Linked DNA regions of Homo sapiens: regions 2 and 3 are each linked to region 1. The links are chromatin contacts, found by Hi-C in ENCODE. All regions are on one chromosome and are shown on one strand. The core of a region is the stretch at or near the end of the contact, and the rest is flanking DNA. Distances in the headings are between cores, read along the strand shown.

Region 1 (2,712 bases), core at 119-2,618:
TCACCTAAAAAGAGCTCAAGAAGACTCATAAAAAATATTTTTTTCGTAATTTGATTAACTTTCAAGTCATTCACCAAAAGTCAGACCATGCTAGAAAGGGAAGAAAAGTTGGACAACATTCTTGTTTTACCACAAAGACCATGCCAGTTAGCTGGCTTGATTCTCCCACTGATGGGGAGAATGTTTACATTTTAACAATAACTTCACAAATAAACAGATGTAAGAAGTGTTTTCAGTGCATAAAGATCATATACTTTATAAATCCACCTCTCATCTTTCTTCTGGACAGACCACATCTGACTTCGAACGTACTTACTGCAATCAAAAGTGTTTTGTAAAGGACCCTCCTCAGGAATAAACAAGCTCACTAAACCCTCCATACATAACCTGGAGAAACCTCCACAATAATGAAACCCCATCTAGCACTGTTTTTCAAACATATGGTGCATTTCCATTAATTTTCAGGGATAGCCCCTAAAGTAACTTTTGGCTCAACAACCCTGGAAGAGAGGACCTTTGCTCATCTTACACATCAAGTGTTCATGAACAACTCTGATGCCACTAAGTTTCGTTCACAAACTTGCACCTCGGTCGTTCTTTTACAAAAAAAAAAAAGAAAGGTTATTTTGCAAAAGGCAATAGATTTAATCTTGGCTACTATTTACTCTTAATGTTTCTTTCATCTCAGCCCTCCAATGAGAAGTTTAAAAGGAAACATCCGAGGGAGCAAGTTTAGATCTATCTGGAGGAGTTTCTGTGGAGCCAGCCACCCTCACCAGGTGCCTTCCATTAGAGTTTAATGCTTTGCTGCGGTTTCCTGAAAGAGCCCCACAGAGAGTGGGTCTCGATGGGTCCTGAACCGCACCACAACCGGCCAGTGAGGTGAGGGGCGAAGGTGAGGGGCGGCGGCGGGGCGAAGGTGAGGGGCGGCGGCGGGGAGAAGGCTTCGGGACCCCACACGGTCCGGGGGACCGCGAACGAGGAGCGGGGGTGCGGGGCCGCCTGGCGTCCCCGTCGAGGCGGTCTTCATGAGAACGCTCAGAGCAGGGGCGGGCAGGCGAGGGCTTCGAACGCACACACTGGGGCCCCGGACCCGCGTCGCTGAGCTGGGGAGCCCGGCGGCGCGGGCCGGGGACGGCACGGGCACTTTGGCCCCGTCATTGACAGTTGGCACCGGGGGTCCTGGTCGGCCGAGGCGGGGCGTGGCGCCATACCGGGGCGTGGGGCGGCGCAGAGAGGCTGTACCTGGCAGGTACCCACGTACCTATCATGGTCACTGGGTAGGTGGCGGCTGCGGGCCAGGAACAGGCCCATGCGCGCAGCGGCGCCAGCCGCGCCTCCCACCAGCGGCTCTCCTGGGTTAAATCCTCCAGGCCTCCCCGCCCCCGCGCCCGGCCCTAGGAATGCGCACGCGCGGAGGGCGCGGCCCAGGGCCTGCTGGGAGTCGTAGTTCTAACGCGTAGTTTCTCCTCACGCCTCCTGCCCCCAGCCCCCCACCGCCGCCCTTTCCGGCTTCAGGCCCAGCAATCTTACGTCACCGGGGGGCGGGGCTATGCGCCCGCCGTGTTGACCAGTCGCTTAGCAACCGGGAGGCTTACCTTTGGAAGCTTGTTGCAGCTCTAGCCAAGGTCCTGCCCTCTTCCCGCCCCGCCCCTAGGGTCCAGCTCCCTTCACCTAGGAGCTGCCAAACATCTGGATCAACCTGGGCACTACGAGGGGTTGAATTTCTACCATTATCGCGCCTTTTGATATTTTTTTCCAGACCTCCTGCTCACATCCGTAAAGCCCACTGATTCTTTTACTACACTTTTTATGAGAACAAGACATTTTCTAGGAAGATGGTGGCAGAAAAAGAGACCCTGAGCTTAAACAAATGCCCAGACAAGATGCCGAAGAGGACCAAGCTGCTGGCACAACAGCCGCTCCCGGTGCACCAGCCTCACTCTCTGGTTTCTGAGGGTTTCACAGTCAAAGCCATGATGAAAAACTCAGTCGTAAGTGATCTTCCTGAATTAAATGCACTCGCTCTGAATCAGGGGACACGAGATTTACAGAGGTTGGCCAGCCTTAGGATGGACTCTGAGCCATGTCCTGGGTGGTCTTTGCCAAAAAAGGCAGTTACTTGGCAAGTAGCAAACGGTGCCCCACAGTGTGTGGGGGGCAGGCTAGGTTGTTAGAATCTTGGGCAAGTGATGTACTCTGCCCATTTATAAGCACCTTCCTGATAACTTATGGTTTCTGGACCGCCCAAAATTACTCTTAAGCTATTTACACGAGGAAAAAAGATCCCCTTTACTTACTAATTCCTAACTAGCCCCACTCAGCAAAGGGCCTTATAGAAGGTGAGTTCTTAGAAATCATAAACTCTTGCAAAATTTAACATGAGCTGATATACAACCGGGAACATAAACTCATGAAATAATCTATAATGAGAAATTTCTTCACTTCAACCTAGGAAATTTTAGAATATCCTAGCATTTGCTCTAACAACACTTGTCTCTTACAAAATGATGTCATCTTCTTAGAGTACTGAAAGCCAACTTAATATGAACACTGTTTCCTGACAGGCCTTTTAAGATGATGTGCTTTAAACAATACAAGCTTTAGCTCATATATCTCTGCTACTAATACAATTCATATTTCATCTCTATTATTTGTAGTAATAAAAATAAAATATTCTAAGTATCATTAGAGAAAAAAGATTAAAAATAT
Region 2 (2,712 bases), core at 85-2,584, 1.4 Mb after region 1:
GATATGAGATGGAACGTCGCAGTTGCTTCCTAAAGGTCTCCTTTTCATCATCCTCCTGACCTTTTATAAAAGAAAGAAGCAAAGAGAAGAATGAAAAATGCACGAGTCACTGTTTTACTTCTTTCAACTCCCATCGCTGATGTTGACATGGACCAACAGAGATTTGAAATAAAGCCAGTGTAGCGGGAGGAGTGGTGAACTCCAGAATTTTGGGACTAATCCCCACCATCAAAGGCTGGGCTGTGTGGTACAAGAAAAGCAGGATGTCAGTGAGAATCCGGCATTGATCTCCCCCGTCTACAAACATGAATCAAGACGAAGTTTGCCCCTGCACCCCACCTCACCCTCCCTCTCAACAGGGCCATGCACTTGCTTCTCCTTCCAGAGGAGGGGCGTCCCCGTGCTGCTGGAAGAAGCACTTGGAACACTTTCTCTTTTGCTTCTCTTTTTTTGGGAGGTTGTTGTTTTTGTGGTTGCCATTGACTTCGAGTGTGGCTGGGGGTGAGTTGCCCAATAGTTGTGGTACGTCTCAGACACTCTGTCACCCAAATATGGAACTGTGGCAGCAGAAACACCTTATGAAAATAGCATGAAAATGTGTAATGTGCCATAAATAAACAGAAAGAGACCGCCAGGAAGCTGTGCTAATCACCGCTTTGATGTCGCCTGAATTACTGTATTTTTTAAGGGCCTCGTGTTTCTGCTTGTTTGTTGCGACTCAGCTGCCACTGCTCTATGAAAGGTTGGATCCAGTTTTCCAGCTCTTCTCCCCTTTGCAGTGACAGCTGTTGTCCCTTGACTCATAGGAAAGCGATTTCTCCACCCTTCCCTGACTCCCAGCCCTTTCCTGGCAGGACTCCTGCGAACCTTACTCTTCGTCCCTGCCCTGAGGTGGCCGAGGGTGAGGACGGCCGCTTGGCCTGAGTCCATGCGCTCCCAAAGTTCCTGTGTCATTTGCCAGCCGGTCCCAGGACTCTGCAGCAACGTCCTATTTTTAATCTCTGGTAACCTGGCCTTCTCTTATTTGGCCATGTCATGTCGGGAAATGGAAGTTTGGCTTGACTTATGTAGCAAAGAGCTTGTAGGAGCACAAGCCCCTCGCTGAGCAGAGCTTGCAGGAAGAAAGCCCCAGATCCTTCAGTTTTGGGTTGCCAGGGCTTTCTGGCTTTGCCTACACCTGGCAGTCACTCAAAAAAAGTCCCAATCCTGAATTGCTTCTCATAAGTCTACATGTTCTTAGGTTTGATAAGAGCTCAAGGCTGCTCTCCTTGATTTTAAGATTCTATGATGTCACAAAGCGCAGGTGAATGCCAGACACTGTTTCCTTTCTGTAACTACCCAGGTAACCACTTGCACAAGTGACCTGTGGGCAGCCCTGGTGCAAGTTCCGTCCATGCCCGGGGCAATCCCGGCTCCACTGCTGGGTCCAGGAACGCCCTCTTGTGGTTGGAAGAGCTTTGACCGACTTTATTTTTTTTAAAAAAGAATTACATTATTAAACATTTTCTCAATTTTTGTGTTTTATCTAGTCTTGGGAGTGAAAAATGCTAGTTTTTAGTTGAGGATAAGTAGGGGGGAGAGAAATTAGAGGTAGTTTTACCATCATCATCATTGCTGTATTCAAGCCCCAGTCCACCGAGCTTGTCCTTCCAGCCTGGACATTGAAGACGTCTCTTTAATGGTCTCTTTGCCTTCTGGATTCTGTGCCCTCACCTGCGTCAAAATTAAACTAAATTTTCTTGAAACACTTTGTTTGTTTTTGTCCCTGCTTTGTTCAGAAAATGTGAAAAGCTGCCCTCTGGATAATTTAAAGGCTGAACCCTTCATAGGCTCTAGGTTCTTCTAGAGTCTTCGTAAACCCAGTTCGTCCTCTCCCAGGAGCGTCTCTGTCCATCTCACCACGAGGTCCTCATCGTGGCCCTTTGTGGAGGCTTCCACTTTAATCCCTCGAAGTTTGCAATTCATGTGTTTTTGCATCTTTTATCTTATGAAAACAATGATCTATCTCCCTATCTAGATGATCGCTCATGGGAAGGGGCCAACTCTTCACTTTTTCTTCCTCTTTGGTTCATATCAACGGCAGCAGCAATGGTGATAATGATACATGTGGCTCTTTCACTACCCACCAGGCACTGGAGAAACTCTGTGTGAGCATCAGTTTACCTAATCTCACAGAACACTGTGGCGTCCACATTATTAGTCCCATGTGACAGCTGGAGCAGCAGAGGTGTAGACAGGTCCTGGAGGTTGTCCTGGTTGTAAGTGAGTAGGAGAGGAGGCCAGTGCGGCATGCAGGACTGCGCTCCTGACCGTGTTGTCTGTCTTACAAAAGACCCTGTGATATGAGTTTGTTTCGACAGTCATAATCGCAAACATAACGATGAAACGTTAAAGTTGTCTGCTTTCAGACACGAATATAGAAAAAGATTTGGAAAAATAAAGCTTATTTAAAAATATTATACATTATTGAATATACAAGAAAATATATGACAAATGCAAATTAAGTTCTATCTCTCTGATGCACTCTCGTGGGTAGATAAATGATCATTACATCTTACGAAGCTGCTGCCTCTGAGTGGCAGAGAGCCCAACCAAAGGGGCTTCAACAGCAAGGAAACTGGCCACCCTCACTTGGTGGGCTTTGGGATTTACTCAACTGACAGCTCCATCTCCAACAGCATGCGGCGCTCGGGCCCATCTTTCCACTGGTGG
Region 3 (2,712 bases), core at 88-2,587, 1.3 Mb before region 1:
TTCCCCAAATAGGAACACTAGTATATCTACCAAAGGCAGGTTGCTGGTGACTACTTGATTGGTAAACATTTGTTTATTCTTCCCTTGTAATTGACACAGTAATTATATGAGCCCACATCTATCCTCATCCGTTTAAATACAGAGCTGGTGTGAGTCGTACTAAGTCAGGATGATGGTATGTGGGTCCGTGATGCTATATTCCATGGGTTAATATAATCTGCACATCATTTAACTAATCCACTGAGGGAGCTGGTCTGTCCCAGAAGTTTTGTTATTAAATGGAATAGTCAATGTTCTTGTTTTCTTACAAATTCACTTACAGGGAGAATTCTGTTAATTTTTTTTTTTTTTTTTTTTTGAGACAGAGTCTTGCTCTGTCTCCAGGCTGGATTGCAATGGCGTGATCTCGACTCACTGCAACCTCCGCCTCCTGGGTTCAAGTGATTCTCCTGCCTCAGCCTCCTGAGGAGCTAGAACTACAGGCACACACCACCACGCCCAGCTATTTTTTGTATTTTTAGTAGAGATGGGGTTTCACCATGTTGGCCAAGATGGTCTCTGTCTCTTGACCTCGTAATCCGCCCACCTTAGCCTCCCAAGGTGCTGGGATTACAGGCATCAGCCACTGCGCCCGGCTGAATTCTGTTAAATTTTACATACAGCATGTAGGGCAGAAGACATACTTTAAACTCATAGGTTTTCTTACTTTCACTCAGAAGGGAAGGGAAAACAGTACAATTCGGCGAAATAGGAAATCTAAATCTTTCAATGCATGGGTCATGTGGAAACCGAGAGAGAGAAGAAAATCGAAAAATAGATGATGGATGTTGTTAAGGAATTAGTAAACCGTTAAGTGCTCTATCATTATTAGATATTCGGGTGATCATCCCGCATGTAGCTATTTGACCAATGCTGCTTGTAAATTGGCTTAGGAAAATTAACATACATTTTATTAAACTGACGAGTATGCCTTTTACTGAAAGCAAGGAATAGACATAGCCATTTTGTTTAAGAAATATAAGCACATGAGAGGCTTAAAAAGGTAGGGGTTGTATGTTCTCAGCACTGCAGCTAAATTCTTAAATGGAAACTGTTCTTTTAGCAGTTTCAGAGTAGGCTATCTCAAGCTGATTGCTACAGACTCAAATTTTAAGTCGCATTTCTTTCAGAAACAGAAGGAAAGTCAATCTCACTTTCGAAAAGAGAAAGTAAGGTGACCCTTGTCATAGTAACATAATGCAGCAGGTCCCAGGTGTAACCCGGAGGAAAAGGCAGACAAGGTCCTGCGATGCCGCAGCTGAAAGGAAGCTGACGCCAACGGGCTTCTCAGAAGAACAATGACTCATTAGTCCCGGGCTCACGGCAGATGCGGTCTCCCAACAACTGGCCTCCCTCCAAAAACATGGAGGAAATCAAGAGGGCAGAGCCGGGAAGGAGGCTGCATCCCTCGCCTGATGGGGAGCACTCCTAGCAGGCACAGGGTAATCAGAAAAGTGCTTTGGAATCACAAAATGAAAAAACAAGTGTCAGCTGTGGGAGATGTAGAAATGCAAATAAGTACGAATGCAAATAGGCCGGATAAATGGCAGTGTGCAATCACCCAAAGCTCTGTTTACAACCCGAAGGCAGCTCCGTCTGTAATTATCTGGGCGCCATTAACTGCGTGGGAGCAGCTCTCAACGGGTACAAGAGAGATACCACCAGAAGTGAAATGTCCTCTCTCCCGTGATGAAGCCAGATCTCCGAGCGATTCCATCTACACTGAACTAAACCGGTTTGTGCCAAAGAGCTAGAAGTGTACCTTTGGTGAAACAAGGAAGCTAGATTTTTTTTTATTGCTTACTGCGCATCTGAACGTAATTCTTGCCATTAATTAAGAAAACAGATGATAAGAGATTTGGCTTCAATAAACATGTACTGAAAGCTACCACATCATTGAGTTTAATTATGCAAGCAATCTCGTGGGGCAGGTACTATGAGCTCAGATAGACTTGGTCAAGGTCGTCCCAGTAGAGCTGAGATTCGAGCATCAGTATTTTGGGCCTAGGTTTTTTTGTTTTTTGTTTTGTTTTGTTTTTTGTTTTTTTTTTTTGACGGAGTCTCACTCTGCCGCCCAGGCTGGAGTGCAGTGGCGCGATCTCGGCTCACTGCAAGCTCCACCTCCCGGGTTCATGCTACTCTCCTGCCTCAGCCTCCTGAGTAGCTGGGACTACAGGCGCCCACCACCACGCCCGGCTAATTTTTTTTGGTATTTTTAGTAGAGACGGGGTTTCACCGTGTTAGCCAGGATGCTCTCCATCTCCTGACCTCGTGATCCGCCCGTCTCGGCCTCCCAAAGTGCTGGGATTACAGGTGTGAGACACTGCGCCTGGCCTGGCCCTAAGTTTTTACCCTTCCCATTATGTCAGAAGTTCTCAGTTGACAATGTCTGGAGACATTTTTCACTGTCACACTACAGAGTGCCACTGGTGTCTAGCAGACAGAGGCCAGAGACTCTGCTAAACATCCTACAATGCAAAGAACAGTCCCCCTGACAAAGGATTATCCCACCCCAAATATCAAGAATGCTGACACGGAGGTTGAGAAGCCTGGCATTTCCCCATTGCTGCCTCTGGGAGGCTGCCTCTCGGGATAGATTGAATTGTTCTGCAAAGACATGGTCGGCAGACACAGAGGGTTCCCTCACCAGGGGTCTGGGAGTTGCTGGAAATG

Evidence for each region. Hi-C counts contacts between places; a loop is a spot of excess contacts on that map. Pooled maps may share reads with other maps.
Region 2: a loop to region 1 is called in a map of psoas muscle, with 4 times the contacts of the local background. The contact joins the enhancer-like site here to the promoter of PRKN in region 1. A Hi-C loop is called at or near these places in 1 of 168 maps with a recorded cell type or tissue (psoas muscle) and 5 of 50 pooled maps.
Region 3: a loop to region 1 is called in a map of ascending aorta, with 2.9 times the contacts of the local background. The contact joins the enhancer-like site here to the promoter of PRKN in region 1. A Hi-C loop is called at or near these places in 1 of 168 maps with a recorded cell type or tissue (ascending aorta) and 10 of 50 pooled maps.

Annotation. Positions count from the first base shown.
Region 1 is chr6:162,726,398-162,729,109 of GRCh38, forward strand. PRKN (parkin RBR E3 ubiquitin protein ligase) reads right to left here and starts at 1,369. Exons shown (of 12, transcript NM_004562.3): 1 at 1,265-1,369. The coding sequence starts at 1,271. PACRG (parkin coregulated) reads left to right here and starts at 1,577. Exons shown (of 5, transcript NM_001080379.2): 1 at 1,577-1,994. The coding sequence starts at 1,839. RefSeq lists silencers at 947-1,486, 976-1,197.
Region 2 is chr6:164,108,522-164,111,233 of GRCh38, forward strand. No RefSeq gene overlaps it. Among named protein-coding and RNA genes, the nearest start is that of QKI, 700 kb to the left of the region's middle. Within about 2 kb of position 1,335, at least 12 of the 41 ENCODE cell types and tissues checked have a DNase peak (open chromatin) inside an H3K27ac peak, as active enhancers do; they include psoas muscle, where a contact is called at or near this core.
Region 3 is chr6:161,437,879-161,440,590 of GRCh38, forward strand. All of the region lies in intron 9 of PRKN (parkin RBR E3 ubiquitin protein ligase), which reads right to left. All of the region lies in intron 1 of LOC124901456 (a long non-coding RNA gene), which reads left to right. Among named protein-coding and RNA genes, the nearest start is that of AGPAT4, 170 kb to the left of the region's middle. Within about 2 kb of position 1,338, at least 13 of the 41 ENCODE cell types and tissues checked have a DNase peak (open chromatin) inside an H3K27ac peak, as active enhancers do; they include ascending aorta, where a contact is called at or near this core.